Linked DNA regions of Mus musculus: region 2 is linked to region 1. A link is a loop called in an ENCODE intact Hi-C map of the cell type or tissue named here. Cell type or tissue: left cerebral cortex. All regions are shown on one strand. Each heading gives the region's core, and the rest is flanking DNA. Links, peaks and the distances in the headings are about the cores only. Region 1 holds the start of Necap1 (NECAP endocytosis associated 1). Region 2 overlaps Pex5 (peroxisomal biogenesis factor 5).

What was found. A loop is a pair of places that touch in the nucleus more often than their neighbours do. Peaks named below come from ENCODE experiments on the same cell type or tissue, not always from the same donor. Only the 100,000 strongest peaks of a DNase experiment are listed, where the experiment ranks them.
Region 2: it touches region 1 in a loop (2.6-fold over the local background); 8 of 42 quality-filtered maps call a loop at or near these places.

What each region holds. Positions count from the first base shown.
Region 1 is chr6:122,866,953-122,882,541 of GRCm38, reverse strand. Necap1 (NECAP endocytosis associated 1) reads right to left here and starts at 7,985. Exons shown (of 8, transcript NM_026267.3): 1 at 7,879-7,985; 2 at 2,029-2,129; 3 at 1,780-1,884; 4 at 960-1,041; 5 at 166-274. The coding sequence starts at 7,973. In left cerebral cortex, for the core only: a CTCF peak has its summit at 8,090; DNase peaks (open chromatin) are centred at 7,710, 8,060 and 9,524; H3K4me3 peaks cover 1,763 bases; H3K27ac peaks cover 1,279 bases.
Region 2 is chr6:124,387,486-124,403,074 of GRCm38, reverse strand. It overlaps Pex5 (peroxisomal biogenesis factor 5), which reads left to right. Exons shown (of 16, transcript NM_001277805.1): 11 at 2,844-2,987; 12 at 3,146-3,216; 13 at 3,621-3,827; 14 at 4,129-4,294; 15 at 4,574-4,731; 16 at 4,905-6,259. The coding sequence ends at 5,106. Among named protein-coding and RNA genes, the nearest start is that of Pex5, 20 kb to the left of the region's middle. In left cerebral cortex, for the core only: no CTCF peak of the experiment used is centred there; no DNase peak of the experiment used is centred there.

The DNA.
Region 1 (15,589 bases), core at 4,229-12,228:
CCACCCCCCCAAGGCAGCTAACAGCCATCTATAACCCCAGTCCAGAGGATTCAACACCCTCTTCTAGCCTCCACAGACACTGAATGCCTGTGGTGCACAAACATATGCAGGCCAAACATCCATACACATATGATAAAACATAAAGAAAAGAAATCACACACTTACCCCAATACTCAATTTGATGGTCTGTCCTTCCTTGAAGCCTAAATCCAACTTGGGACGATTATCCATTTCCTGTGATTCTTTGGAAATCTCAGTTTCCTGCTTTACCCACCTTTGGGGAAATAAGAATTTAATCTCAGCTTGCAATTACCTGAAACAGAGTCTGACCCAAATCTGATTATCTCACACTCAGATGAACTGAAATTCCAGAAAGCAGAGTGAGGGATCCATAAACATGAGAGAGAAAATGAGAAAACTATCCAAAGTTCCAGACTGAGAAGCCATAAAGTGTGTGGGAGACACACCCTCTCGAGAGTTCTTAGCCCTGTGCCTGAGAACGGCCCCAGAGGAGCTGTGTTAGTTACTACGTCCTTGCTGGCCATCTCTGGGCTTTGGACTTCAGAGTCCTAAAGGATAAAGACCCACACTGTCCTAGAGATGGGAAGTGATGTGGTACTGGGTGCTGGTCACTACAGCTGTGCCAAACTCACATGCAAGCATGGAACATATCAGCTGGTGCGTGACAGGAATGGCGCACGGCTGCCTGTGAACAGTTGCTCCTGCTGTGGGCCACCCTCCCCCATCTTTTTAAAACCAAGAGCAAATTCCCCATGGGTTTAACCAGGCATCAACACAAACTGCTGCACAAGGATCTAAAATACCTTACGGGCTGTATGGAAAGATGAGACCAGGTACAAAGGTAAGGAAAAAGTACAGAACAGAATACTATGTAAACACCCACTCAGGCAGCACCCAATAATTATGCACCCTGAAAACCAAGAGCAAGCTTCACTCACTTGAAGTGATCTTGCAGGGAAACATTAAAGTCGAAGGCATCTCCCCGATCCGTGAAGCCGATGCCAATAAACGCGCTGCGCCCTGTGAGGAGGAGGGATCTCAGAAAGCATGCTCCCTGGGACGACTTCTGCCTATCAGAGCTATGTGTCAGACGAGACGCATAAGATCTGCTTAGCATCCTCTCACAGGCCGGCAGTCAGCAGATAGCATGCAACCGATTGGCCAACTCTTCCCAAAGCACAAGTCTGACAATGAAGTTCCACTGAAATAGAGCCACACCAACTGTAGTGGCTGTGGCTACTTCACTCTGCAGCCAGCAAGCTCAGAGCTGCAGTCACAACTTGGCCTATGCTGAAATATTTATAGTCCTTGGTTACCAACCTATTAAAAACTACAAAGAGGCGGGCATGGTGGTACACAACCGTAAGCCCAGCAGAAGCAGGCCCATCTCTGAGTTCAAGGCCAGCCTAATTAGCATATATTGTATCAGCCAGGTACATAGTAAGATTCCATCTTAATAAAATAAAATGAAGAAATGGCTGAAAAATGCTGCCCTAGAAATTATAATTCAAGACAATTCCATCAAAACCCAAAATACCATGCTCTCTTTTGTTAAATAAGCATTTTGATTAACTTAACAAAATGAGCATAAGCTCAAATCTATAAAATATTAATCCTTTCCCTTCAATTGCATCATAGTAACGCTGAAGAAGAGGAAAGAAAGTCATAAGAGGGAGAGAAGCATAATGAGGACACGATTTCATTAGGGTACAACCTAGTTCCCTAACTTTACCCCACCAAAAAGCCCAGATTTCTTACCGGTTCCATCCTGGATCCTGATCACAAAGTAGCGGCTGGAGTCTGTCACAGTCTCCACAGCAATCCCAGGATACTGTTCTACGGGGGCCTGAGCAAAGAGCTCCCCTAACAGTAAGAAAAAGGCATCTCTGAGCAGCAGCAGAAAAGCTAACTCCAGCTAGCCGGCATTTCTCCACGCCAGTCCTTAGCTGAGGAGACTTACAAAGCCACGCTACCCAGCATCCACCACACCTGAGGAGCTGCACTGACCTGAAACTTTGTCTTCCAGTTTGATGTAGGCAATCTTCCCTTTTGAAGTGATTCGCAGGCGACCAGTCCAATCAGGTTGGTCTAGCTTCCAGTCAGATGCCCTATGAAAGGAAAACAGCAAGCCTGAGGCCTCAGGTACACTCCATGAGCAGTTGTTTGTTTTGGGTTGGGTTGGTTTGGTTTTGCTTTTTTGAGACAGGATTTTTCTACGTAGCCTTGGCTGTGCTGGAATGCACTCCGTAAACAAGGCTGGCCTTGAACTCAGAGGTCCACCTGCCTCTGCCTCCTGGTGCTGGGATTTCAGTAGCTACATTTTCCCATGCTAGAAAGCCTACCCTTTCTGCCTATTAAATAGTCAAGAAAAATAACTCAAGCTCTTTAAACTGAATCCTCGTGTTCTCAGGTTACATGCTGTCTAGTACAGGTAACAAGCAATGTTTCCTTTGTGCCACTTTCAAGCTTAGTAAGTACCAATAGAGATATGCAAAGCAGGTACAAATAAAAACTGCCAGACAGACAGGCGGTGGTGGTGCATACCTTTGACCCCAGCACGCAGGAGGTGGATCTCTGAGTTTGAGGACAGCCTGGTCAACAGAGTGAGTTCCAGGGCAGCCAGGGAAACTCTGACTAAGGATAGGCAGGAAGACCCAAAACTAAATTTCTTGAGAATTGTGATGAAGTTATGTGACACAGACTTACCTAGTATACAATCCCTAACATCAGAGAAAAAAATAATAAAACTAAGCTGGGTTCCACTGTGCACACCTTTGATACCGCACTGAAGAAGCAGACGCAGGCACACCTCTGATTCAGTCAACTACTGTACATAGTAAGCCCATTTCAAAAGCCAAAATTCTAAAACTGTACTTCCTCCTACAGTGGTTCTCTCCTACCTAGAAGGAGTTACTTAATGACGCTTCACTACTCAGGGAACAGCAAAGTCCATCTGCGGCTCCTGATCACTAGCTATGGATTATCACTCACTGACTCCAGCCAGTATTCACACGGTACTGAGGAAATGGCAGGCACTACTCTAGATGCTTGGGCTGTAACAGCAAACAAACCACTCTTCCCCTCTGAAAGTTTACGTCTCAACAGAAGGAAACATACACAATAGCGGTACCTTAGGTTATTAGGTTAAGGTGAGAGGGAAATACAGAGGCAGATAAGAAATCGAGGAGGACAGTGGGGGGGGACAGGTTACAGGGTTCAAGGGTAACCAGGAAGCTGAGGGCAAAGCTCAGTGGTCAGAGCTTGTTTAGCAAGCACCAAGCCCTAGGGTTCTCTCTCTCTCTCTCTCTCTCTCTCTCTCTCTCTCTCTCTCACACACACACACACACACACACACACACACACACACACAAAAGGAGGAGGAGTCAAGGTAGGCCTCACCAAGAATGTGAACGTTAGGCAAAAATGTAGAGCAAACGGTAGCACAAAGGTTGTGAAGACAACCACCTGCTTTTAGACTGGATCTGAGGCCTGCTCCATAGGAAGGAATCCAGGCCAGAAGCTCAGGAGAAGGACGTGGTGGCAGTTTCCTTTGGGTGCCTGAGAGGACCGTGCTCTCTGCACAGTGCGAACAAAGGTGCTGAGGTGAGAGAATGCTTGCTGCCCGGGTCTAAGCACGAGGAAGCTGCTGTTCTTGCAAGAAGCCAAAATGGCTCAGCGGTTAAGAGCACTGACTACTCTTCCCAAGATCCTGAGTTCAAATCCCAGCAACCACATGGTGGCTCACACCCATCTGTAATGAGATCTGACGCCCTCTGCTCGAGTGTCTGAAGACAGCTACAGTGTACTCACATAATAAATAAATAAATCTTACACACAGACACACACACAAAGAAGCCAGCTGGGAAGCAAAAGAAAGGCAGACTACATAGGCCCTTGCAAGCCGTCCAAAGCCTGGCCATTCCTAACTAAGTGAAAACTGGCTAGGCCAGGTTTTAGACAGGTCTGCAACTCAGTCGTCCCTGTACTTTACAGCCATGACTTTGTCTGCTGTGAGGAAGAGATGGAGGGCTGTGATGGCAGAAGCAGGGCACTTAGTTAAGAACCATTCAGTGAGTCATGAGAGGGGCTCGGTGGAGACAGGAGCACAAGTGACTAGCAAGATTGTGGATTCTAGAGTAAAGGCAGCAGGATTTTCTAATGAGGTGTGGGCCAGGAGCAACAAGCTACCAACGACTAAACTAAGGAAAGCATGTTGTGGGCACTACCTGGGAGGATGGAGTTGAATTCTGAATATGCTGAATTTCAGGTGTCTAATAGGTGTTTCCAAGGGAAGGTGAAGAGCAGACAGCTGAGAGCGTAAGGACAGGCTTCAGGAAAAACATCTAAAATGCAAACACTACTTCATCTCTTATGAACCTGAAGACTTCAAAGTGTGGTGGTGCGCATGCCTAAAATCCTTTGGAAGTTAAAAGCCGGATCAGAGGGAGAGGGAGGCTTGCCTCAACTACAACATTAAGGCCCTGCCTCAAAACAAAAAACAAAAACAAACAAACAAAAAAACTACCAATACTTGCCAGGAAGAAAAGTAAAAAGAAAAAGTCTAACAAGATACTACGGTAAAAGAAAATCAAGCAAAAACATAGGTTTTTTTGTCTCTGCACTGTTTGGGATCAAACCCAGGCCCTTGAGTGTGCTAGCTGAGCCCCTACCACTTAGCCCACAGCCCCAGCCGAGCTTCTCAACAGGACTGTAAGATAAATGCTTTCATCTCCTCTCGTGATGTTCTGCCTTCAGAGACTATAAGTACCTGAATCTAATCCAGAGTAGATCATTCTACACGTCCTCAGGAATTAACATTTTTAAAAAATGTGCTTGCTTGCTTATTTATTTATTTGGGGGGTGGGGGGTACATGTAAGCCATAATACACACGTGGAAATCAAATGAAAACTTATGGGCAGGTAGATATCTCATCATTTTTATCTTGTGTATGTAGTGTCCTTAAATAAACAAATTTTCAATAAATGATACATGGCAGCAGTTTCCTTCATCCTTGATCCTTAATCCCTCTCCAAAACCAAGTCTAAAGAATTCTTGAATTTGCTGGTCTCCAAACAACACTAAAACCTAACCTCACTGGCCAGGTGTGGTAGTGAAAACATTGAGTCCCAACAGTTGGGCAGCACATCTCCAGGAGTTTGGAGCCACGGGGCTCTACTGTGAGACCCTGTGTAAACATGCATAAAACCTCACACGTTTTCATTTACCTAACCAGGTGAATGTATCTTGCATGCTAAGAATCAATGTTTATTTCTGAAGATGAGAAGATTAAAGTTCAAGAAGTGACTTTCCTACAAAATAAAAGGTTAAACGTATTTGCTTTTATGTTATTAGGGGGAAGGGCAAAGGTTTTCTTTTCTTTTCTTTTTTTTTATTTATGCATGTGTACACAGGTGATTGTCAAGGCCAGACAGTATCAGATCCCCTGGAACTGGGGTTACAGCAGTTTTGAACCTCCCACTGTATGTGCTGAGAATGGAACCTAGGCCCTCTACAAAGAGCAGCAGTGCTCTTAACCATTGAGCCACCTCTGCAGTCCAGTTCTTGTTTCAGAGGTTCAGATAGAGCCTCCTGTAGCCAAGGATAGCCTTACACTCCTGATCCGCATATACCTCCATCTCTCACGTGCTGAGATCAGAGGTATGTGTCACCACTCGCAGCTGCAAACTTCATTTTTTACTTTTCAGTCACTATTCTGAAAGAGTGAGTAACGACAGGATGCCCCTTGGATAGTAAGAAATATCAAAATAAGCATAGGAAACAAAAAAATTAAGAAACTGCTTTAATGGGATGCTGCAGTGACCTGATAAGAGGATAAAGGGTATGAAATAAATGAGACTGTAGACAGAGGCGGGGAGGCTTGAAGTCAAAGAAAAACAGAAGACTTCAATGTACCTTAGCCCCTAGAGAGACTCCTTTACTTAGCAGTTCAGCCATTGCTAGCTTATGTGATTGGGTTAGTTGGATAATCCAATATCTTCTTTTTAAATGTATTATCCATGTATGTATATGTGTGTGAGCCATGCCCTAACACATATGTGGCAGGCAGAAGACAATGTGTAAAGTCACATGGATTTGGGAGATCAGATGCTGGTTTTTCAGCCCTCACAGTAAGCACTTTACCTGAGATGGGCTCCAATTTCTTTTTCCAGTGAGCATTTGCTGAGTGCCTACTAGGTGCAAGACACTATGCTGGTCCTTCCAGTCCCCACAGATACAGTTTAACAAGACTTCAGGCTATTCATTCCACCCTGGAGCTCAGAAGACTGGACAGTAAAGCAGAGATAGAGATGAACATAAAGTGCTATGGAAGTCCGCAGAGAGCTGGCCTGAACCAAAGACTCAGGTAGAGCAATGTGTAAGCTAAATCATAACGTGGTACCTGTGACTACCATCATGCTGAGTTTCAGTCATGGTCAATGTGAGATCTGAGTGGCAACTCCTTTACCAAAAGATATACAACTCGTAGGGCCCACTGCACAGGTCTGTACAAAACAACTCATCAATGATGAATGACCCTCTGGTTAGGAAGCAAAATGGAGATGTGGAGAAGGTAACTTTCCAGCAAGAGAAAAACCATGAAGGTATGTAGGTCAGAAAAGGGATACTACTAGTACTGTATTTTTATAACGATTTAGTTACCCTATACTCTTTTATTTAACTCTCAAAAAAAAACCTGTGAAGGGGTTGGGGAAATGGCTCAGTAGTTAAGAACACTTGTTGCTCCTGCAGAAGACAGGGGTTCAGTTGCCAGCACCCAGATGATGGTTCACCAACATCAGTGACTCCAGTTCCTGGAGATCTGATGTCTCACAACATCACTCTGACCTCTGTGAGCACAAGGCATACCCACTCATACAGACAGACAAAACACCCATACACATACCTCTAAAACAAATAAAAACCTGTGAGGTACACAAGACGTGCACAGTCTTCTCACGCTACTTCTCCTGTTTTACAAATGAGAACCCTTAAGGCCTGGGGAAGAAAAACATTGATTGGCTCATAAATTACACAGCTATTTAGTGTCGAGGGCTCAGACCTAAAGAGTTTTCAACACAAATCCCAGCGAATTCTCTTTGAACTCCTTAACATCCTACAACAGCCCAAAACCTCAATCACTGGATTACAAGGTTGTCAGGCCTTACAAGAGGAAAAAAAAAAAAAAAAAAAAAAAAAATGCTGCACTGACTCTGGGAAAGCTCTAAGAGAGGTGACTGGATTGATAGGAAGGCAGAAATCCCTACATAATCAATGTGTGGGGGGGAGGGGTACACACACACAAACAAAATGAAAACACGCAATAGCTCATCACTGGAATACAAGATCTTAACGTGTGCCTACTGCGCCCCCCCCCCCCAAAAAAAAAAAAAAACTAAAGGATGATGACACTTGGCGAGAATGACAACAGTATCAATTAAAATAGATCATCTAAACAGTGGACAGCAAAACTACCATTCCGGACAAGTGTCAGGCGGGATCAGAAGCGCGGGGGGAGGGGGGGGAGCGTGCCGTGTGCGTGTGCGGACGCGCGCGTGGAGGATTACAAGCCAAAGGTCGCAGCAAGAGTAACAGATGGAGCAGGCATGAATGGATTGCGGATGACGAGGAGCAGACGATGTCTCAGGGGGAGGGATGGGGAGGAGAGGTGGAAAGACGCATGACGGCAGGAAGAAAAGAAAACAAAATCAGAGTTCCAGCAAAACAGAAAAGTAGACGGAGCCGCCGGCAGCCCGGGTGGCAGGCTAACTACGGCGGCAGCGGCTCGAGCCGATGGCTGCTGCCCAAGGACACAACCGTCACCCCGGCGGGCGCCGGCTGCAAATCCCCCTGGGTACCTGTAACCGCGGTTGGAGGCCCGCGGCGGAATCCGGTAGACGCTGACGTCGGGCTTCACACACAGCACGGACTCATATTCCAGCTCTGCCGCCATCTTGGCTCCGCTAGCGCCGCGGGGGCGGGGCACGGGTGGGGGCGGGCTGAGACGCCGACGGCTTCCTTCGCGTCACTTCCGCTCGGGTACAGCTTCGAGGTTAACCTCTAGGCGGCGCAAAACCTGTTACAATCTGGAAACGCTGATGCGCCTGGCTCGCCATCTTGAGTAACGGCAAAGACAGGCTCAGTGGTAGAGCACTTGCCTGCCAAGGCCTCGGGTTGGGCTCTTTCCCCAGCGAAAAATTAAAAATAAGAATTCAGTTCTCTTTTACCTACCTTCAAACGGTAACCAGAAAAAAAAAAAAAAAAAGTCACTGAATATACGAAAACAAAACAGAGGTTGGACAAAATGAATCTCTGCTTTCTCATTCTGTTCTCATAAGCAAGTGTCCAATGCATAATCTATTAAGTGCTACCATGGGGTTGTTTTGTTTTTTTGCAATTTTGTAGGTTTTGTTGGTGACTTCTCCATATTAAAATGACTGATTACAGTGCTAAATGCTATCTAGCATCCCTCAGCATGAGTAGCCCAGCTGGCTACACATCACGATGAGTACTAAACAGCTCTATCCACAAATATGTTCTTTGTGCACTCGCAAATAAATGTAAGCTTACAACAGTGTAACTTAGAAATGTTTTAGATGGCACTGACTTCAAGTGGCAAAACCAAGTCTGATCTTATCTTGTCCCCCCCAAAACACCAGTAGCAGCCTCTTTCATTGCATTCTATCGACTGGTTGACTTTTACTTCTGATTGGTCTGCTTTGCCTAGCAAAGCCAGTTCAACAAGAATTAGACTTTAGGGTTGGTGAGATGGCTCAGTGGGTAAGAGCACCTGACTGCTCTTCCAAAGGTCTGGAGTTCAAATCCCAGCAACCACATGGTGGCTCACAACCATCCATAACGAGATCTGACTCCCTCTTCTGGAGTGTTTGAAGACAGCTACAGTGTACTTACATATAACCAATAAATAAATCTTTAAAAAAAAAAAAAAAAAAGAATTAGACTTTAATTGGCTGGTAAGGATGTAGAGACTGGCTACGGTTGCCAGGACTATAAATTGATCCAACGCTGCTTTGAAGGGACATTTAGCAGAACTCTCCAAATATTAAGTGGGTGTAGCCTTTAACAGTTCCACTAGCTTTTTGTTTGTTCATGTCTGTTTATTTGGAGACAGAGTTTCAATGTAGTCCAGGCTGGCCCTCATCTCATTATGTACTAAAGAATGACTTTGAACTTGTAATCCTCCTGCCACCATAGTACTGGAATTACAGGCATGTGTCACCACACTCTTTTCTTTTCTTTTTTTCAGTGTTTTGGATCACATCCAGGGTTTTGTGAGAACTAGGCAAGCATTCTATCAATTTAGCTACATCCCCAACCAAAAACTTTTTTTTCTATCATATACTTCTCCAACACATGTTATAAAGAGAATACATACACTGTGGATGGAGACATAAAAAAGAAAACAGACAGAAAAAATGGTCTTTTACTGGTTTCCTATTTCTAAACCTATGATCTCAACGGAAGCCTCGGTCATGTTACTATACCGCATTGAACTCTTTCGTTTCCTCTTTCTGGATCAGCAGTGCTGACAATCCCTTACTGAGGCCCCAGCCCCTGGTTCACCTTTCAAGTGCTATGTATTTTTTTCTCCCCAAATCTGGTCATCCTAGAGACTTCTGGTTTCACATAGTTAACTCTCCCTAATCTTACACTCCTTCTTGCCACATGTAAGGTATGATATACGATAACCACCTGCAGCTTACTCCAAGAATTTGTAGTTTGTTTAGTATTTTAAAACCAACAAACATAATACGGGATATTAGCAAAATAATGAGGAAATACACACTGGCCTCTTCTACACGTGCAGCACACCATTTTCCATGGTCTTACAGTGTCCTCTCTGATTTAGATGGCCATATTATCCTAATTTTCCTGGTGGTGGTTTGTTTGTGGCAGCATCCCATTCTCTTGGCCAGGCTTCTCCTGTTTCTGCTTCCTAAGTGCTATTACAGGTGCAAGCACACTCACCTCCATATTTAGTTCTACTTCTGAACATGTATGTCCACATATGTTTCTCACTTACTCCTTAGTAAGATCTTGAAGTCTAATTTAAATATCACTGTCTCTGGGATTTGTTCCTCATCTTCTGTTTGCTTGCTTGTTTCTTTTTAATGTACGAGTGCTTGTCTATGGGTACCACAGAGACCAGAGGAAAGCACTGGATTTCCTCAAGGTGGAGTTACAGATGATGATGCTTAGAACCAAACCCAGGTTATGTGGCATGGCTTGGCTCTTCCCTTCTTTCCTCCTTTATTCCCCTTTGAGCATCAGCTGAGGTTCTACAGCTCCCCTGGTCGGATGTTTTTCTTTTAAACCAATAATACCGTCCTGTGCTTCCATCTGAGTCAGCCCTTAAATTCTTATATTATGAGGTACCCTAAAGGAGTTCCCAGTTGCCCCCGTATCACTGGTCTTCAGCACAATTTCTAGTATATCGTAAGAACTGTAGATATATTTGTATTATATTATCATTACGACCTGGTTAGCATTTGTTCAAATCTCAATCAAAATAATTAATAATGCCTTGACTGTGACATTAATCCCAGCACCCAGGAAGCCCAGGCCAGCAGAACTTGATGAGTTTAAGGCCGGCCTGGGCTATGTAGTGAACACCTGCCTGATTGGGGAATGGGGGGATGTTAGGGTGCCTTAACTAGAATTCACTTCTACCCACCACTGGAGGACAAGTAGCTTACATAGCTCACAGGTTCAGATTAGCTGCTGAAAAAAAAAAATCTCTCTTCTGTGTGACTTCCCACGTGTATGTGATTTAGCCACGTTGTAGGAAAACACTTTTCTTGGAAATGATGTCACCTTGCCCATTTCAAACTGTGATTACTTTTAATGCAATGTAACCATGAAAATGAGTCACATATTTATTTACTTTTTCAATCATCTTTACCCACACATAAAAAGTTATTTTTAACAAGTTTATAAATTCTGCCTTACACCTTTGTCCAGAACAACATTATCAATGGTATTTATTAGGGTATAATATCCCTAACTCTTGAGGCTGGAGAGATGGCTAAGCAGTTAAGAGCTACTTTTCCAGATAGACCCAGGTTCAATTCCCACCACCCACATGGCAGTTCACAGCTGTCTGTAACCCAATTCCAGGGGATCCAACACCCTCACACAGACACACATGCAGGCAAAACACCAAAGCTCATAAGATAAAAATAAACCATTTTTAATAAACTGGCCTCACACAGGATTCTCAGAGATCCATCTGCCTCTGCTTCCTGATTGCTGGGATCAAAGGCATGTGCCACCACACCTGACTTGTCTCATAATTTTTGAAGTAATATTTTTCACCACATGGCACTATACCATCTGGGCAGCACACAAGATGCTAGTTACAGAATCGTGTACATAAACTTTTCATGTAAAATAAGCCAAAAGTTATTTCTCAAGTATAAAAAGTGTAGAGTCTTTTTCCAAGGTGTTGTCGGATCCTCTGAAGTTGGCAGTCACATTAACCAACACAACATTCTATGTGTAGACTTAGCTACACATAGAAAACTTAGAAGGGGACACACAGCCAGCGTCTGTAACCAATTGGGAAACGCATTTGAAAAGAGACCATGAAAACGAAACTTAACTCCTCTTTAAGCATGTCTGCACAGGATCTTTACGGTATACATGTACTAGATGTATAATTCAAAATACTTTTAGTAGAAACCTGGACCTGCAAGATGGATGAGTGGATACCTCACCTGCCATGCAAGTCCAATGACCTAAGTTCGACCCTTAGAGCCCACAGTAGACAGCTGCAGACAATGACAGCCAGCCCTGTGCTTCACAGCACAGCCGAAACAAGAGAGACCCTGCCTCAAAAAGGTAGAAAGAGAGAAGCAACTCTTGAAAGCTGTCCTTTGACCTTCCCACACAGGTCATCTCACACACACACACACACTAAAATTAAACAAATGAACAATTCAACAAGTACATGTAGGAAACATGACATCAGCCCTAGCATAGGTCCATGTAATGTAAATTAAACAGTGGAGAGTGTCACCCATTGACCTAAGTGTAGCCACTCTTACTCCTTACACACGAATATTGTGCTGTAGTTACTGAGTCAGGTTAAACTAGCCCAGCCTGCAACTCTCAGTTGATAATCTCTAAATCTGAGGAGTAATTTGTTTGTTTGCTATTCTCAACATCCTGAGCAGCACATGGGACCTGACAAGTATTTAGCCAGGAGCTCAAAATGACTTTGAGTCCCAGTCCTTTGAGTCAAACCCATCTTTGCCTATGTGGAGAAAACGAGATCAGGTCATTAAAAAGCCGAAGACTCGGTCTCAGTTGGGGACACTGGCTTAAAGTTGAAAATGAGAAGTTAGGATTCCGTTTCCTGACGATTTCAGGGAAACCTGTCCTCTTGCTCTGCTGCAGCGACTGCAAAGGATGATTCAGACCCAGGAGGCTTGAGGCTGTGATTCACCCTCAAAGAATCCCCATAACAAAAATGTGAGGCATGTCTCAAGCGCTAGCTGCAATTAGAAGAGTAAGGCACTAAGCCTAGCGTTTGCTTTTCACACCAACTGTAGCCATTCCTTACTATGCCATGAAACTGGTGGAGTCGGAGTAAGGGTGCGTCATTAAGAAAATATGTCTTTCCAGAGTAATGCTTGCTGCGTGAACAGTCTTGCGCGCTGTGGTTCAGAGCTTTGATTATCAGGAAAATTCTTTTAAATGTTCTTACTACATTTATTTATGCGTGTGTGTGCCCACATGCGTATGTGTGTTCTGGGCCTTACGTTCAGAGGTCAGAGGATAACTTGCGGGGAATTACTTCTTTCATTTCTCCATGTGGGTTCTGGGAATCAAACTCAATTTGTCAGACTTGGCAGCAAGTGCCCTTACGCACTGAGCTATCATGCCAGTCCTACAATAGAGTTTCTTTAAAGGTATCTGTTAAACAGAGGTTTTGAGACAAAGGCTAAGATGTTGTGGACCAGGAGGCCCCCACCCTTCTCTTCCAGACAGGAGCTCCCATTTGCAAAAGCCCACTGAGATAGGCCTCAAAAACCACTCAGGCAATACCCCAGCAGGCTCCAGGTACACAATGATATGCAGACAGCCCAGATGCCAGTGTAGTTGTTATCCCAGGGGCCAGCCTCCATCTTCACCTGGCAGCAGAACCAGGCAAAGTCATCCATATGGTACTGGCTTGAGAGCATGAAAAACCGCACGATTTGGGGGCTTGTGAAGACTCGCTTCACAGTTTCAGAGTAGCTGAGGCCAGACAATGAGTAGGAGGGTCAGAGTCTGTGCAGGCAGAACTAAGGGGACATTTTGAAAGACAAGTTCTCTATGTAGCCTGGAAACCACTGTGTAGCCCAGGCTGGCCTTGAGTTCACAGGGATTCTTCCTCCTGACTCTGCCTCCTAAGTGCAGGATTAAAGTTGTGTGCCACCACACCCGGCTCCACTAAAATGTCTAATTTATGATGATGCTAATGCTTTTGGGGGTTTTTTGTTTGCTTTTTTATTTAATGATTTTAATTTTTGAACAGTTTTATTCATCAATTTGTGCTACCACTTGGTTTCACTATAATTGTATAGAACACTAAACTGTTAACACTTGTTTTGTTTTGTTTTGCTTTGTTTTGTTTTGTTTTGTTTTGTTTTGTTTTGTTTTGTTTTTCAAGACAGGGTTTCTCTGTATAGCTCTGACTGTCCTGGAACTCACTTTGTAGACCAGTCTGGCCTCGAACTCAGAAATCCGCCTGCCTCTGCCTCCCAAGTGCTGGGATTAAAGGCGTATGCCACCACGCCCGGCTAAACAGTTAACACTTTGGGAAGGAAAGAGATAAACTTTCTAATATGCATCCTTAAGGGATATGGGTTTTAACTAAACCCCATTAGTCACTGATTTTACTAAAAGGATGCAATTAACTTTGGGGAAAATAACAGTCCACGAAATACTGACTACAAGATAATGATTTTGAATTAATAATCAACTTGTTTGATTAATTTTAACATTCATAAGTAACATAAACTGTGTGCCTACATACTGGCTGTTTTCAGCAATTCACATGTATTTATTAATTTATTCCTAATAATCCTATGGTGTACATAATAAGTATCTGCTGAATCTATCATTATCCATTCTGGATATTTGGAACCACTGGAGATATTCCAGAGAGGTGTTTAATATGAGGACTTGGTTACAAAAGGCACACAAAGTCTACAAGAATAAGAAGGGAGAATGGTATTTTCAAAGCATCAGTAGCTGCTTCTTTAGAATTGGAAGCGGAGAGTGGGGTGGGGGCAGTAAACCTGGAATGGGCGAGCATAACCTTGTGTTGGAGACCTGCTGCCCCTCAGCAGGGATCTGGGAGCTACTGGCCAGCTGCTGAAGAAGCAGTAATTCTGCTGGAGCCCACAGTTGCCACCAGGTGTCACTTCACTGTAGGCGCCCACAGAAGTGCCCGCTGAAGTCTGTTTATTTTTTAGTCTTTGTATCTTTATTCATTCATAGTGTATTTCTTTTTATTTTTTCAAATTATTTTATTTTACATTGTGTGTGTGTTGCATGCATGTATGTCTATGCACCAGTGCATGCCTGGTACCCAAAGGTCAGAAGAAAGCATCTGATGCCCATGGAACTGGAATACAGAAGGCTTTGAGATGCCATGTGGGTTCTGGGAAGTAAACCTGGGTTCTCTGGAAGAACAGCCAGTGCTCTTAACTTCTAAGCCATCTTTCCAGTCCCTGTTATGTATTTCTTCTTTTGGGGGGGGGGTAATTTATTTCATTTACATTTCAAATGCTATCCCAAAAGTCCCCCACACGCTCCCCCACCCACTCCCCCACCCACCCACTCCCACTTCTCTGCCCTGGCGTTCCCCTGTACTGAGGCATATAAAGTTTGCAAGACCAATGGGCCTCTCTATGCAGTGATGGCCGATTCATATGCAGCTAGAAACACGAACTGGGCGGGGGTGGGGGGGAGCATACTGGTTAGTTCATATTGTTGTTCCACCTATAGGAGTGCAGATCCCTTTAGCTCCTCCATTGGGGGCCCTGTGGTCCATTCAATAGCTGACTGTGAGCATCCACTTCTGTGTTTGCTAGGCCCTGGCATAGTCTCACAAGAGACAGCTCTATCTGGGTCCTTTCAGCAAAATCTTGCTAGTGTATGCAATGGTGTCAGCGTTTGGAAGCTGATTATGGGATGGATCCCCGGATATGGCAGTCTCTAGATGGTCCATCCTTTCGTCTCAGCTCCAAACTTTGTCTCTGTAACTCCTTCCATGGGTGTTTTGTTCCCAATTCTAAGAAGGGGCAAAGTGTCCACACTTTGGTCTTTGTTCTTCTTGAGTTTCATGCGTTTAGCAAATTGTATCTTATATCTTGGGTATTCTAAGTTTCTGGGCTAATATCCACTTATCAGTGAGTACATATTGTGTGAGTTCCTTTGTGATTGGGTTACCTCACTCAGGATGATGCCCTCCAGGTCCATCCATTTGCCTAGGAATTTCATAAATTCATTCTTTTTAATAGCTGAGTAGTACTCCATTGTGTAAATGTACCACTT
Region 2 (15,589 bases), core at 4,882-12,881, 1.5 Mb before region 1:
ATTACTGTTCTTGAGCCTCTTAAACTGAAAAGAAGTCTGGTTGATACCTGTTGTCCAGTAACTGGTATAGTGTGTTCTTGAGATTAAATACCTTTTCAGATCACACAGTGACATAATGCCCACGAGGGAGGCTTACACAGGATGCACTAAGAGCACATGAGTCGCTCCTCGTTGGAGGTTGCCCTGGGGCAGCTCGTCTGTTGCTGACTCCTGCTGGACAGTGGTAGCTGGTGAACCATCCTCTGTCCTCACTGTGCCATGTATCTTTTCTTTTTAGCTCATGAGTTCAAACCCCTCGCTTTATCTTGGGGGTCAAAGCAGTGTGGGCATGTGCTAAGGAAGGTCTGACTATCCACGGAGCTGCACCCCAGCTCACATAAGTTCTGATATCTTCTTGTAGGAATCAGGCTCTTGTCCCGATTCAGGATTTTAAAGAATTACATCAAGTAACTTAAACAGTAGGAAAACTTCCCAGTGGTCTGTGGTGAAAGGTGGTTGGTTTGCATGTACTGTGAGCTTTTGACTTAGGTGCTGTGACTCTTCAGCAGTGTCTGTCACTGAGTAAATCTGCTGAGGATGTGGCTGGTGATTGAGCTTTTGAGTTGAAGCCTGAGAGGGAAGGAAAAGATGTGCTTGCTTTCCAGGAAGGCAGAATAGAAACCCTTCGTGGTGCCGATGTTGGGGAGGAAGAACCAGCCCCTGAGACGTGAAGCTCGGTGGTGGAGGTGGATGTAGACACAGGGAGTGGTGCAGGGACAGGAGAGTGAAGTTCCGGGGACTGTAAAGAGGTTAGGGCTTGAGAGCCTCAAGAAGAACCTAGGACAAGAGGAAATGTGGCTGTTGATTCCATCAGATCTGGCTTGTCTGAGAATGGGCTTGTGTGGGACATTGACGGGATGCTAACTTCTTGGGACCTTGCCTTGTATTTTGCCCCAGTATAAGTTCCTTATAGAATAGCACTTTTGATCGATTCTCAGTCTTTTGGCTAAGATCAAGTGTAGAATAGCACTTTTGTTATTCTACATTAGCTGTTAATTTATAATTGGCATTTCCATACATTTGATAAATGGAGACATAAGTACTATTTTCATAGGGCAGTATTTTGTTAGTGTTTATTATTCCTGTATTTATGACATGCTATGCAGAATAACTTTTTATGTTAGAAGCTTAATTTAGCACATATTATTCTCATATTTATGACATGTTAGGCCAAATACACCTTTAAATTAAAAACTTAGAAATATGAGGAAGCTAGGCATGATGGTGCACACACATAACCCTATCACTTGGGAGGCAGGAGGATTGTAACTTAGGCTAAGTTGGGTTAGTGGGATTGTGTTTCAAAACAAAAACTGTAATTTAGTTATTAGATCCACGAACCCTAATTGATGTCATTGATACCTTGAAATATTGTGCCCTAGGCTGAGACACACTTGCACTAATGCTTCTCAGAAATGTTCTACTCCATTATTCACTAGCAGTGAAGTGTTAAGCTCTGGCCTTACACTAAGTTGTGCTGAAGTGTATGGAATTTTATGAGTCAATTATCAAATGAAGTTACGACCTTCTGTGCTGTTTATTGTTGCATTTGTCTGTGGTGTGCATGTGTGCACTGTGGTCAGAGGATGACACGGGTCCTTCCTTAATTCCTTCCCCTTTGCTACAGGGGCAGATTCTCTCACTGAACCCAGAGCTCACTGACACACAGCCTGCCCCGGGGCCCCCTTTCCAGCTGCACTGCCATGCCTGCCTGGGTTTTATTGGGGTGTTGGGGATCTAACCTCTGGTCCTCAGGCTTGCCTGGCAAGTGCTTCATTCACTGAGCCGTCTCCTCTTCCCTTTTCCCTCTTCCCTTTTTTAAAAAATTAAATTAATTTTATTGATAACTTTTAGATTTTTCAGACATTGTAAACCACTATCAAAAGTGTTTCTGTGATGGGAGAGTTTGATGTAGTGCTCTCTCTACAGTGTGATCTATAAGATTTTGAAATAGCGCAAGGCAGTGGAAGAGACAAGATGACGCCAGAGTTAGTGCTTTGAGGATGGGAAGCAGTGCTCAGCTCAGTCAGCTCCATGTAGCCAGGGCACAGTCCCTTCAGGGCATTACTTTTCCATCTGTGCAAGTATTTTGTCTTTGCATAGCGGAATAATATTTAATAATTCTTTGAGCAGGAATTGATAAAACCTTAAATAAAGACCATAGGTAATGGCGTCTAGAGGAAGCATGTTTGAAGGACGGTGACAGTCGTTTGTTACATTGTCTGCTGATGACATGTGAAGAACATTCGTCTCTGCTGACTGTTGTACACAGCAGTGTGCCTTAAGGAAGTAGCTGCAGTCTCCATTAGTGAACACTGTTTGAAGCTTCGTAGTAAGGCTCTCAGTAGCTTTGAGGCATAAATTACACCTGTTAGGAAATTACATTATATCTGATAACGTTCTCTGATTCCCACTGAGTGGCTCAAAGGATGGATTGATGATGGACAGCAGTTGAGGTTGAGTGGAGGAGAGCACTCATTGTGCTCAGCGGGCTGCTGAGAGGCATGTGCTGTCCAAGGGGAGAAGCTGAGGCTATGGCAGTGCGGGCTTGCGAGGACTTCCTACAATGACTTTATGATCCCAGCACAGATGCTCACAAGCCTCTGTGTAGACTCACCCAGCTTCTCGGCCATTGGCACTCAGCTTTGCCTTGTCCTGGAGGAGCTTTATCGTGTGGAGGGTTTGCTACACCTGTGTGGAAGGACGCCCTCACTGCCTCCACCTGCCTTGGTTGCTGTTCTCTTGCCCTGCTACCCTGGCTGCCGCGATTCCCTTGGAGTTCCCCTCACTTTTCTTCCTTGTAGGGTTACCAGTTTGAGGAGGAGAATCCCTTGCGTGACCACCCTCAGCCTTTTGAAGAAGGGCTGCATCGACTGGAGGAGGGAGACCTGCCCAATGCTGTGTTGCTCTTCGAGGCTGCTGTGCAGCAGGATCCTAAGCACATGGAAGTGAGTGAGGCCTTGTTCTGATGGCTTCTTCCTTTTGTGGAAGGGCCCAGAGAGGCATGCATGTGGGTGTGGTCTCCTGGGGTGGGTGGTGAGTAAGGGAAGGCAGTGGAGGGAGGGGCGGATTTGAACTCAGTGATGGATTGTCAACTTCCCTTTAGGCTTGGCAGTACCTGGGCACCACCCAGGCCGAGAATGAGCAAGAGCTCTTGGCTATCAGTGCCCTGCGGAGGTGAGTGTGCTGCTGCGAGGGCAGGCAGACGTAGCCCTTTGCAAGTAACCTTTAGCCTAATAGAACCAGGTCTTTGTCCTTCTCTCTGGCCACTAGCACACAGATGAACCTGTGAGGTTGTTCCAAGTCGTCGTGGCTCAGAGGAGTGAGTGTGAGAGGCTTGATTCCGATCCATCATCAGCTTGGGTTTATCTGTGGGATCCTGGTTGGTCTTTGGCTGCTGAAACTTTGCCCATCTCAGAGTGGAATTTTTAATATCCAGACCCGAGGTTCCTTTCTATGTAGTGCTGACAGGGCAGAAGTACGGCCTCTATGACTGTGCTTCAAAGCTTGGCCGCACACCCCTGGTGCTGAGGGCTGCAGGTGTCATTTACAGATACTCAGTCTGCTCTTTGTCCCATCAGGTGTCTGGAACTAAAGCCAGATAACCGGACAGCACTGATGGCGCTGGCTGTGAGCTTTACCAATGAGTCCCTGCAGCGCCAGGCCTGTGAGACGTTGAGGGACTGGCTGCGCTACTCACCGGCCTACGCTCATCTGGTGGCTCCTGGGGAAGAAGGGGCGACCGGGGCAGGCCCCAGCAAGCGCATCTTGGGATCTCTGTTGTCTGAGTGAGTGTGGGACATTCCTGGGGTGAGGCCTGTAATGCCAGTCCTAGTAAGAACATGACCTTGGTTTGTCAAGAAGGGGTATGCTGTGATTCAAGAGTGTGACTTGGTCAGTGTGAAGGGGTCAGCATTCTGCCATGCAGTGCTCTGATGAATAAAGCAGGCTGGAAAGTGGATGTGGGTAAAGGAGCTGACTGAAACACCCCTGAAGCGTGGGGATATGGTTGACTTAAGAGATTGGCGGCTAGGAACACAGGTGACCCATTTATTTACCACCTCTGTGCTTTTTCTTCTCCTTACTTAGCTCCCTGTTTCTTGAAGTAAAAGATCTCTTCCTGGCGGCTGTGCGTCTGGACCCTACATCCATTGACCCTGATGTGCAGTGTGGCCTGGGAGTCCTCTTCAACCTGAGCGGGGAGTACGACAAGGCTGTGGACTGTTTCACAGCTGCCCTCAGTGTTCGCCCCAATGTGAGCCGTGGGGAAAGAAGGTGGAAGAGTCATTAGCATGTGGGAGATTGCGTTCCAGCGTGCATGCCAGGAAAGCCTTGGGAAGCCTGGGACAAGGCAGGGTTGCTGGGGAGAGCAGGAGCGTGTGGTACCCCAGGGACCACACTGGGAGCTGCCGAGGGGAAGAGGGTGGGCTAGTAACTACGTTAACCAAACAGTAGCGAAGCAGGTGGAGGAATGGGCAGACGTTGGTCCAAGTTTAGCTCATGTTCCCAGACCTCTCTGTCCCTCTCTGTCTAGGACTATTTGATGTGGAACAAGCTTGGGGCCACCCTGGCCAATGGGAACCAGAGTGAAGAAGCAGTGGCTGCATACCGCCGAGCCCTTGAACTACAGCCTGGGTATATTCGGTCCCGGTATAACCTAGGCATCAGCTGCATCAACCTGGGAGCTCACCGGTGAGTGTGGGTCCTGCTGTAAGCAGCTGAACCTGTTTCTTGGCCTTGGTCTCTGATGTTCTGACCCACCCTCCCTCCCTCCCTCCATCCCTCCCTCCCTCCCTGTGCCCTTCTGCCCTTCTGCCCTTCCTAGTGTTGCTCTGCTCACCGGCTCTCATTCCTCTTCCCTACAGTGAGGCTGTGGAGCACTTTCTGGAGGCTCTGAACATGCAGAGGAAGAGCCGGGGCCCTCGGGGTGAGGGGGGCGCCATGTCTGAGAACATCTGGAGTACCCTGCGCTTGGCGTTATCCATGTTAGGCCAGAGCGATGCCTATGGGGCAGCCGATGCTCGGGATCTGTCTGCCCTCCTAGCTATGTTTGGCCTGCCCCAGTGACAGTGGGATGGGCTGCCCTGTGAGTGTCTGCTTGGAGGGGTCCGCGCTCTGGGTGTGACTCCCTCTCCTCAAACGGGCCTACCAAGGGGGTGGGCTGATGACCACAAGCGGTACGACCTCTCAGGAGCTGCCTCAGAGTAGGGGTGCATAGCTGTGTCTTAGGTCCTACTTAATTGTAGGGATGAGCTGTCTCTGTCCCTTGGTAATTCAAGGGCTGTCTACCCAGCTACAGATCTCTTTCTGTTCATCAGGCCCTTTCTTGGTGCTGCTTCTTGGGTCGGACCCAATGACATAGGGGAGTTGTCATCTGCCGTTTCTGATAGGGTCTGCCACATTTGTAAGTCTCTCCTTGCCCCATCTTCCTGGGAATTGGTAACAGTCCAGCTTCCTTGGGCAGTTGTGTGTAAGAGGCTCCCCTGAGCATCTGTGCGACGCCAGCTGGGATGGATGTTAGGAGCTGCCCTGCTCGCTGAAATGGTGATGCGGCTCCCTAGAGCCGAACTTGGAACAAGTGCTCGCAGCTCGGTCACTCCGGGAGCGAGCATGGATCTTCTGTGGGTGGACACTGAAGCAGCAGATGCTCATGTGGTTACTGTACTGTCCTCAGGGCCAGGGCTTGTCACTGCAGGTGGCCTGGCCTATGGGGGAGGGAGGTTCATTTGTGGAATGAGCCCAGAGATGCGACAGTAGTGATACGGTCAGCACTGCAGTCCTCTCTTCTTGGGAGACTTGGAAGTAGGAACTAAACAAACTCTTGTAGCAACCTGGTTCAGAAGTTGCATTCTTGCCAAATTCCCAACCAAGGGAGGGTTCAGTGTTACCATAAGCCTTCTTGAAACCTTTATAGGGGATATCATTGAAAACCCCCTTCCCCTCGATTACCTCCACAAGGTGAAGATGAAGGGATTCTGAGGGAGCAGCTGGAGACGTCTCCACTGTTTCTGTGTGGGGAGATGCACAGACCCCCATAAATGACTGCTAAGCCTCTTACCTTGTCTTCAGTAGCTAATGATCAGATTTTTTTTTTTTTTAAACTGCCATGGTCCCAAAATCCCATCCTGAAATTTATTTTTCTTTGTATGCATATGTGTAAATGATTTAAAAATAAAACTGTAAAATATTTGTATGAAGAATAAACTGGACTGACGTGGGTAGGTTCCGCTGCTGACGTTGGGGTGGAGGGAGGCAGACTGATGTTCAGATTTCCCCTTCTCTGTCTTCTAGTTTCTCACTGGCGTACGGTTACTTAGCCCTCTCTCCAGGATGACTGGGTGCCAGCGACCTGCTGCAGTTATGTACTGACACTCACTTTTTTCTCCCTCCTCCCTCTCTCCCTTTCTCTTCTTAAATCATTCCTGTTACTGTTACAAAGGGAATTGTGTGTGCTGTATAATCTTGACTCTTTTCTTCTGTGCCATGGATTTACTTCTGCTCTTGACCTAGGCTGTACCTTGCCTGGTTGTACAGGTCCACATGGTTCTGGAGAAGGGGTGTGGGGGGTGCCATTAGCATAGCCTATATGAGTGTCAATGCAATGTGCATTGTGGATTCTATATGGTTGTAGCCAGTGGACCTGCATGGGAGCCACTTTTACTTCCAGGTCTCTGCCTGATTCTCTGTGTCTATTTGCCTGCCTGCTAATTGGCAGATTGCCTTAGCTCTACGAGGCAGAGCTGTAACTGGTAAGCAAGCAGCAGTCTTCCTGCCTTGGTTTCCCTCTCCAGGCTGCTTTTGGTCAGCATTTTATCACAGCAATAGAAAGCAAACTAGAGCAGGAGGTATCTTCTAATATATGCAAATCAACCTTATAGACCAGCACATAAGGAGACTCAAAGACAGAAATCACAAAACCATCTCAGTAGAGGCAGAAAAGACCTCTGACAAGTTCAGCATCCCTTCATGGACAAAGCCTGGGAGACAGTAGCAATAGAAGGAGTTACTTCAGCAAAAGGTGTATCATAGCCAGTGTATGAAATGGGGACATCTTCAGCTGGGGCGTGGTGGCGCACACCTTTAATCTCAGCACTTGGGAGGCAGAGGCAAGCAGATTTCTGAGTTCGAGGCCAGCCTGGTTTACAAAGTGAGTTCCAGGGCAGCCAGGGCTATACAGAGAAACCCTGTCTTGGAAAAAAAAAAAAAAAAAAGAAATGGGAACATCTGAAAATATTTCCTCTAAATGCAGGAAGGAGATAAACATGCCTGCCTCTGTCCTTATTCAGTATAATGCTTGAATTTTACTTAGCTGGGTGACAAAACAAAAGACACAAATAGGAAAGGAGAAGCCCAAATTATCTCTATTTGTATATGACATGATCCTGTACTTAAAACCCTCAAGACCCCACTGGAAAACACCTGATAAACCCTTCCAGCAAGTAACAGAGTGAAAGAAATTCATGGTACCTAGAGAACAAAGCCAAGGAATCCATCTAACCGGGGATGCAGAAGACCTTTAAAATGGAAGTGAAGGAAGAACATAGACAGGAATCACATAGCCATGGCCACTTAATTTTTTTTGACAGAGGTGTCAAAAACATATTGAGAAAAAGCCTTGAGCCTGACATGGTGGCACATGCCTTTAATCTCAGCACTCGGGAGGCAGAGGCAGGTGGATTTCTGAGTTCAAGGCCAGCCTGGTCTACAGAGTGAGTTCCAGGACAGCCAGGGCTACACAGAGAAACCCTGTCTCAAAAACCAAAAAAAAAAAAAAAAAAAAAAAAAAAAAAAAAAAAAAAAAAAAAAGCCTCTTCAGCAAGAGATTCTAGGAAAACAATTTCCACACAGGGAACACCAAGACCAGATCTGTGCCATTTACTCTGCACAACAATGAAGTAAACATGTACGAAGGGGAGAACCTGAAACTTTGAAGCTGCGAGAGGAAAACATACAAAACCCTACAAAATGTAGGCCCAGGCAAGAGCTTTCTTCAAATGATGTATGTAGCACAGGAAGTAATTCTAATACAACTTCTGCCCAACAAAGGAGAGTACCATCTGAAGAGAAAGCCTACCTTTGTCCTCCACGTATCAGAGGATTAATATCCCGAATACATAAAATATCTAACAAAAGCCCAGCACCAGGCATGAGAAACCTGCTTTTGGGTTGTTGGTCAGGAAAGTTGAGAGTTCCCAAACAGGACAGGCTATTGGCGTTGCCCTTGGTTGCCTCCCAGAGGTTGAGCTTCAGACACAGGACTTGGATGGTTCAAGCTGGATCTGAGCTATGTCTTCTATAAGGAGCAGCTTTTGCAGTACCAGAAGGGCTATAGAAGCCACCAGGGAAGGGAAGCAGGTGTCTACCCATGACACTTTTGAACCACAACAATGATCAGTATGGCAAGTTAGCTCTAAAGGGGCAGTAGTGGCACTTATGTCTGGGTGATAACCAACAACTGTCTAATTGGACTAAAAGTCTGCTTAACAGGATGGAAATCATGCCTAGTACTTGAGATTTACCCAACTACCCAGGGCTAGTGAGGTCATGGAGTTTAGAGGAGAACCTCTGACCACCTTTACCAGACCAGCACGATTCCTATCTACACTCCAAATGTTCATCCTTATACATGGGTAAGTGTAGCTCTTACTCTTCTCATTACAGCAGATGGAGACCATTATAGAAAACCAGTCAACACAGAGAACAACTGATCACGAGTGTCAGCCCCAGTGGATAAATCTAAAACATTTTTTCCCCCCTGGCACCTAAGGCTCAGGGAACATGGAGGAAGATGTGAAGTCAGCTGTAAGGTAGTGTCTCCTAGTGATAGCACAATATGGCTGCCTAAACAAGACCCAAACAATGGCTAAGACCAATGCACGGACTAACATGGAAAAGGGAAACCTCAAGAGGCTCCTACTCCTAGACGAAGAACTATAGGCAACTAAGGACTCCCGAGAGAGTTTGTCTTTCCCAGGCATGAGGCCCTAATTGGTTATACAGTACCAAAGTAGTCAGCCTTGACATCGTGTATATACAAACTATCCCACACAGACCCAGCAGGTTGTTTTATATTTATGTGCGCACACACCCACTTCCCAATAAAAGAGGCCATGAATTTGAGAGGCAGGAGGGGTTATAAGATGTACTGAAGAGAGGAAAGGGTGAAATGATGTTATCATATTTGAACTAAAACAAAACAAAGAATACATGAGAAACTACAGTAATTAAACCAAAGCAAGGCATCCAATCAATGAACACACCAAGGTACCGAATGGACAGTTCTCAAAAGAAAAATGCCTGACGTCCTCAACACGGAGGAACATGCAAAATTAAATAGCTTTGAGACTTGTTTTTTTGTTTTTCTGTTTTTAATTTTTCCACAATCACAGACAATCATGCCACACAGAAACAAAAGCATTTACATTTCGTCCTGCCGAATCCTGCATCCATCACTTTCATTTGAACTCCAGCACAAAGTCAAACATCAGAGTCTGTCCTTGCTTGCCTGGAACAGCACTTCTAATTCTTCATAAGTATAAGTGGCCGTTGCTGCAATTTTTGTAAAGCCCTTTATATTAACTTCCAGGAGCAGCTGTTTCCTCATTCTGAAAGAGCTTTCTTTTGGAAAAAAAAATCATGGCTGTTACATTAAAAAAATGAATAGGTGTGGATTATTTCTTCATAAATCTTCAGATAAATTGATACAATTAACTATTTTAGTATTAAATCTAAAGTTATCTTGAGGTTTTAAGTAATATTGAATACCAATAAACAAATTATTGCTAATAACCCAGGTTTATCAGAGACAAGGATTCTTGAAGTTTTACTCAAATTGTGATTAGGTAAATTAGTTTATATTTTTATTAATTATTAAAACATTTTAGAATGACATTAGTTATTTGAACTTTAAATTTCAAGCCCAATTATTTAGACATACTTTGTTAGCACATACACACATGTATGGCAAAGTTACTAGCCACTTACCTTATCTCTATTTTGAGGTTTAATGAGGACAAAGGTTTTAAGATAAATAACTTTCCATTAGTAACAATGTATTTGAAAAGGATTTTGATCTAGAGCCTTTTGTATTTATTATTTCTCTTCAGACTTTTCACTACTAATAACCATTAGCTTATTGTATTTATATGTATTATCTTCTTATATACAGCAGAGACCCTGAGATCATGAAAGACACCAAAGCAAGATTTCCTTTGTTCTTGTCTAAAACCCTTTGAAGCAGATAAGGTGTTTCATTAGTGTATAAGGATGTTTAATTTTAAAAGTGTGAAAGTGTGTGTGTGTGTGCGCGTGAGAGAGAGAGAGAGAGAGAGAGAGAGAGAGAGAGAGAGAGAGAGAGAGAGAGAGAGAGAGAGAGAGATGGGGGGGAGACACAGACACCCTTGGGTGTCGGCCATTGTTTTCTGCCTTGTTTGACACAGAGGTTTCTGTTGCTTTTGGAGCTGTTTCCATCCCTCTGGAGACTCCAGGGTCTGCAGGGATTATTGCCACGTTCACACTGAGTCACACTTCATATGGGCTCTGGGGATCTGAACTCAGGCTATCAGGTGTGTGCTGCAAGTAGTTTTACACACTGAGCCATCTCCTCACCCCAAAGATGTTTACTTGTGATGACAACATTGACTTAGATACACTCATGTCTAAGTGTGTATTTCTTGTCAGTGCAGCATTTGCTTTAAACCAAAGAACGTTTACTATTCTTTAATCTTTTTTTAAAGGCCAGTTGTTATCCTTGTCCTGGTCCATCCTTCGACCAGTCCCCATCCCACTTCTTCTCTCTCCTAAGTAGGATTCAAGCATCCTCACGTGGGCCCCTTGGCCTGTCAACCCTGAGTTCTGTGGATTGTATCTTGGGTATTCTGTATTTTTTTGGGCTACTATCCACTTATTAGTGAATACATACCATGCATGTCCTTTTGGGCCTGAGATACCTCACTCAGGATGATATTTTCTAGTTCCATTCATTTGCTCACAAAACTCTTGATGTCCTTGTCCTTAATAGGTGAATAGTATTCCATTGTGTAAATTAACCATGTTTTCTGTATCCATTATTCCACTGAGGGCCATCTGGGTTGTTTCCAGCTTCCGGCTATAACAGATAAAGCTGCTATGAACATAGTGAAGCATGTGCCCCCATGCCATGGTGGGGCATCTTCTGTACATGCTCAAGAGTGGCACAGCTAGGTTTCTAGGTAGATCCATCTCCAATTTTCTGAGGAACCTCCAGACCAACTTCCAGAGTGGTTGTAACAGTTTGCAATCCCACCAGCAATGGAAGAGCATCCCTCTTTCTCCATATCCTCAACAACATGTGCTGTCACCTGAGTTTTCGATCCCAGCCAGTCTGAATGGTATAAAGTGGAATCCTAGGGTCGCCTTGGTCTTCATTTCCCTGATCACTAAGGACTTTGAACATTTCCTCAAGTGCTTCTCAGCCACTTGAGATTCCTCTGTTAAATCTCTGTTCCGCTCTATACCCCATTTTCTGATTGGGTTGCTTGGCCTTTTGGTGGCTAGTTTCTTGAGTTCTTCATATTAGCTCTCTATTGGATGTGGGGTTAGTGACTTTTCCCCAATCTGTAGGTTGCTGATTTGTCCTATTGACTATGTCCTTTGCCGTTCAGAAGATTTTCAGTTTCATGAGGTCCCATTTATCTGTTCTTTATCTTAGAGTGGGAGCCATTGGATTTCTGCTTAGGAAATTTACCCCCATGCCAATGAGTTCAAAGCTCTTTCCCACCTTCTCCTCTATTAGACTCACTGTGTCTGGTTTTATGTTGAGGTCCCTGATCCACTTTGGGCAAGGTGACAAATATGGATCAATTTTTCACTTCTGTACAAAGACTGCCAACTAGACCAACATGACCCATTGAAGATGGTTTCCTTTCTCCACTGTATATTTTTGGCTTCTTTGTCAAAGATCAAATGTCTGCAAGTGTGTGGGTTTATTTTTGAGTTTTTAACTCCATTCCATTGATCAACCTGCCTGTCTCTGTAGCAGTACATGAAGCTCCCATCACTATTGCTCTGTGGTACAGCTTGAGGTCAGGCATGGTGACCCCCCCAGAAGATCTTTTAGTGTTGAGAATAGTTTTCGCTATCCTGTAATTTTTTTTTTTTTGTTATTCTAGATGAGTTTGAGAATTGCTCTTTTTTTTTTCATTGATTTTATTTTTTATTTTTAACATATATAAGAAACAAATGTAATAAACCAAATACATGGACAAAAATACAAGAATCATATGATCATCTTAATGGAAGCAAAAAAAAAGTATTTGATAAGATTCAACATGCATTCTGTTTTTTTGTTTGTTTGTTTGGTTTTTGTTTTTGTTTTTGTTTTTTTTCGAGGCAGGGTTTCTCTGTGTAACCCTGGTTGTCCTGGAACTCACTTTGTAGACCAGGCTGGCCTTGAACTCAGAAATCTGCCTGCCTCTGCCTCCCAAGTGCTGGGATTAAAGCCGTACACTACTGCGTAGCATTCTTAATAAAAGCCTTAGAACAAGTAGGACTGTAGGAAACATATTCCAACATAATAAAGGTTATGTATTACAAACTCATGGCCAATATCATCCTAAATGAATAAAACAATTAATAAGCCCCATTAAAATCAGGAATGGGATAGAACTGCGCACTATCCCTGCTGCTCATCCATAATGTGATTGAAGCAGTAGCTGGAACAATAAGGCAAGAGAAGGGATACAAATGGGAAAATATTAAGTCAAATTATTTTCAATTGAAGATTATATTCTTATACCCAATGTTCCCAAAATTTGACTAGAAAGATTGTAGAAATTTTCAATAATTTCAGCAAAGTGTTATGATACATAATTGACTTACAAAATTTACCAGTCTTAATACATATGAATAACAAACATGCTGAGAAAGAGATCATGGACAAACTCCTCTTCCCAGTTTCTTGAATAAAATAAAATATTTAGAATATACATAACAAAAAGATTAATAACCCTCCTCAATGAAAACTTTGAATGTGTGAAGAGATTAAGAAACATACTAGAATTTGAAGTCCTCTCAAGTGTATAGCTTGGTAGAATGCTAATGTTACCAAGGTGAAAAAAGACCCTCCTACCAAAACAATTTACTGATTCAATGAAAACACAATCAACATCCTCATCTCTTTCTTCACATAATAGAAAGAAAATTCTCAATTTGGTATGGAACAACAAAAGACCCAGAATAGCCAATTAGTACTAGATAAGTGTTTATTTCTATGCATTCTGCTCATTTTAAGTGCTAAGTGCATCTGTCTATGACCCCAACTTTTATACATCTGTTTCTATTGAGTAGATTTTGTTCAATATAAGAATGGCTACTCCAGCTTGTTTCTTGGGATGGGACCATTTGTTTGGAAAATTGTTTTCCAGCCTTTTACTCTGAGGTAGTGTTTGTCGTTGTCACTGAAGTGTGTTTCCTGTATGCAGCAAAATGCTGGGTCCTAATTATGTATCCAGTCTGTTAGTCTATGTCTTTTTATTGGGGAGTTGAGTCCATTGAGGTTAAGAGATATTAAGGAAAAGTGATTGTAACTCCCTGTTATTTTTGTTGTTAGAGGTGGAATTATGCTAGTGTGGCTATCTTCTTTTGGGTTTGTTGAAAGATTACTTTCTTGCCTTTTCTATGGTATAGTTTCCCGGATCCTTGTGTTGGTGTTTTCCATCTATTATTTTTTGTAGGGCTGGATTTGTGAAAAGATATTGTGTACATTTGGTTTTGTCATGGAATGTCTTGTTTTATCTGTCTATGGTAATTGAGAGTTTTGCTGGGTATAGTAGCCTGGGCTGGCATTTGTGTTCTCTTAGGGTCTGTATAACATCTGCCCAGGATCTCCTGGATTTCATTGTCTCTGGTGAGAAGTCTGGTGTCGTTCTGATAGGTCTGCCTTTATATGTTAATTGACCTTTTTCCCTTACTGCTTTTAATAGTCTTTCTTTGTTTAGTGCATTTGGGTGTTTTGATTATTATGTGACGGGAGGAATATCTTTTCTGGTCCAGTGTATTTGGAGTTCTGTAGGCTTCTTGTATGTTGATGGGCATCTCTTTCTTTAGGTTTGGGAAGTTTTCTTCTATAATTTTGTATAAGATATTTACTTGCCCTTTAAGTTGGGAATCTTCACTCTCTTCTATACCTATTATCTTCTATACCTTAGGTTTGGTCTTCTCATGGTGTCCTGGATTTCCTGGATGTTTTGGGTTAGGAGCTTTTGCTTTTTGCATTTTCCTTGACTGTTGTGTCAATGTTTTCTATAGTATCATCTGCACCTACGATTCTCACTTCTATCTCTTCTATTCTGTTGGTGATGCTTGCATCTATGACTCTTTTTAAAAATATTTATTTATTTATTTATTATATGTAAGTACACTGTAGCTGTCTTCAGACACTCCAGAAGGGAGCATCAGATTTCATTACAGGTGGTTGTGAGCCACCATGTGGTTGCTGAGATTTGAACTCAGGACCTTTGGAAGAGTAGTCGGTGCTCTTAACCACTGAGCCATCTCAACAGCCCGCATCTATGACTCTTGATCTCTTTCCTAGCTTTCTAACTCCAGGATTGTCTCCCTATGTGATTTCTTTGTTGTTTTTATTTCCATTTTCAGATCTTGGATGGTTTTGTTCATTTCCTTTGCCTGTTTGAATGTGTTTTCTTGTAATTCTTTAAGAAATTTTTGTGTTTCCTCTTTAAGGGCTTCTACCTGTTTGGCTGTGTTCTCCTGTATTTCTTTAAGGGAGTTGTTATATTCTTCTTAATGTCCTCTATCATCATGAGAAGTGATTTTAGACCTGAATCTTGCTTTTCAGGTGTGATGGTGTATCCAGGACTTGCTATGGTTGGATAATTGGGTACTGATGATGCCAAGTAACCTTGGTTTTTGTTGCTTATGTTCTTACACTTGCCTCCCACCATCTGGTTCTTGCTAGTGCTACCTGTCCTCCCTATATCTGACTGGAGCCCGTCCTTCCTTTGATCCTGGTTGTGTCAGAACTCCTCAGAGTCCAGCTATCTTTGTGATCCTGTGATTCTGGGATCCTGTGATCCTGAGATCCTGGGTGTGTTAGAGCTCCTGGGAGTAAAGCTGCCTCTGGGACCCTGAGATTCTGGTGTGAACAAGCCCCTGTGATCCTGTGATCCTGTGATCCTGGGTCTGCCCAGGGCTCCGGCCCAGACCTGAAGGAAGCTGTGCCAGTGGAGTTCCTGCATCCCTGGATTTCACTGGTCCCAGTTACTCCAGGTGGTGTTGGGACAGATGTTGTGTCCTCCTCACCTCTGATCCTATGATCCTGGGTGTTTTAGGGCCATTGTGAATAGAGCTTCCTCTGGGTATTGTGGGACTGGCTGCTGAGTTCGGGCCCAAGGTCTGCTCAGGGCTCTGACCCAGACCAGAAGGAGAGAATTTCTCTTTCTATCTCTATGAATAAATGAGTTGGGATTTTGATGGGGATTGCATTAAATCTGTAGATTGCTTTTGGTAAGATGGCCATTTTTACTATGTTAATCCTGCTGATTCATGAGCA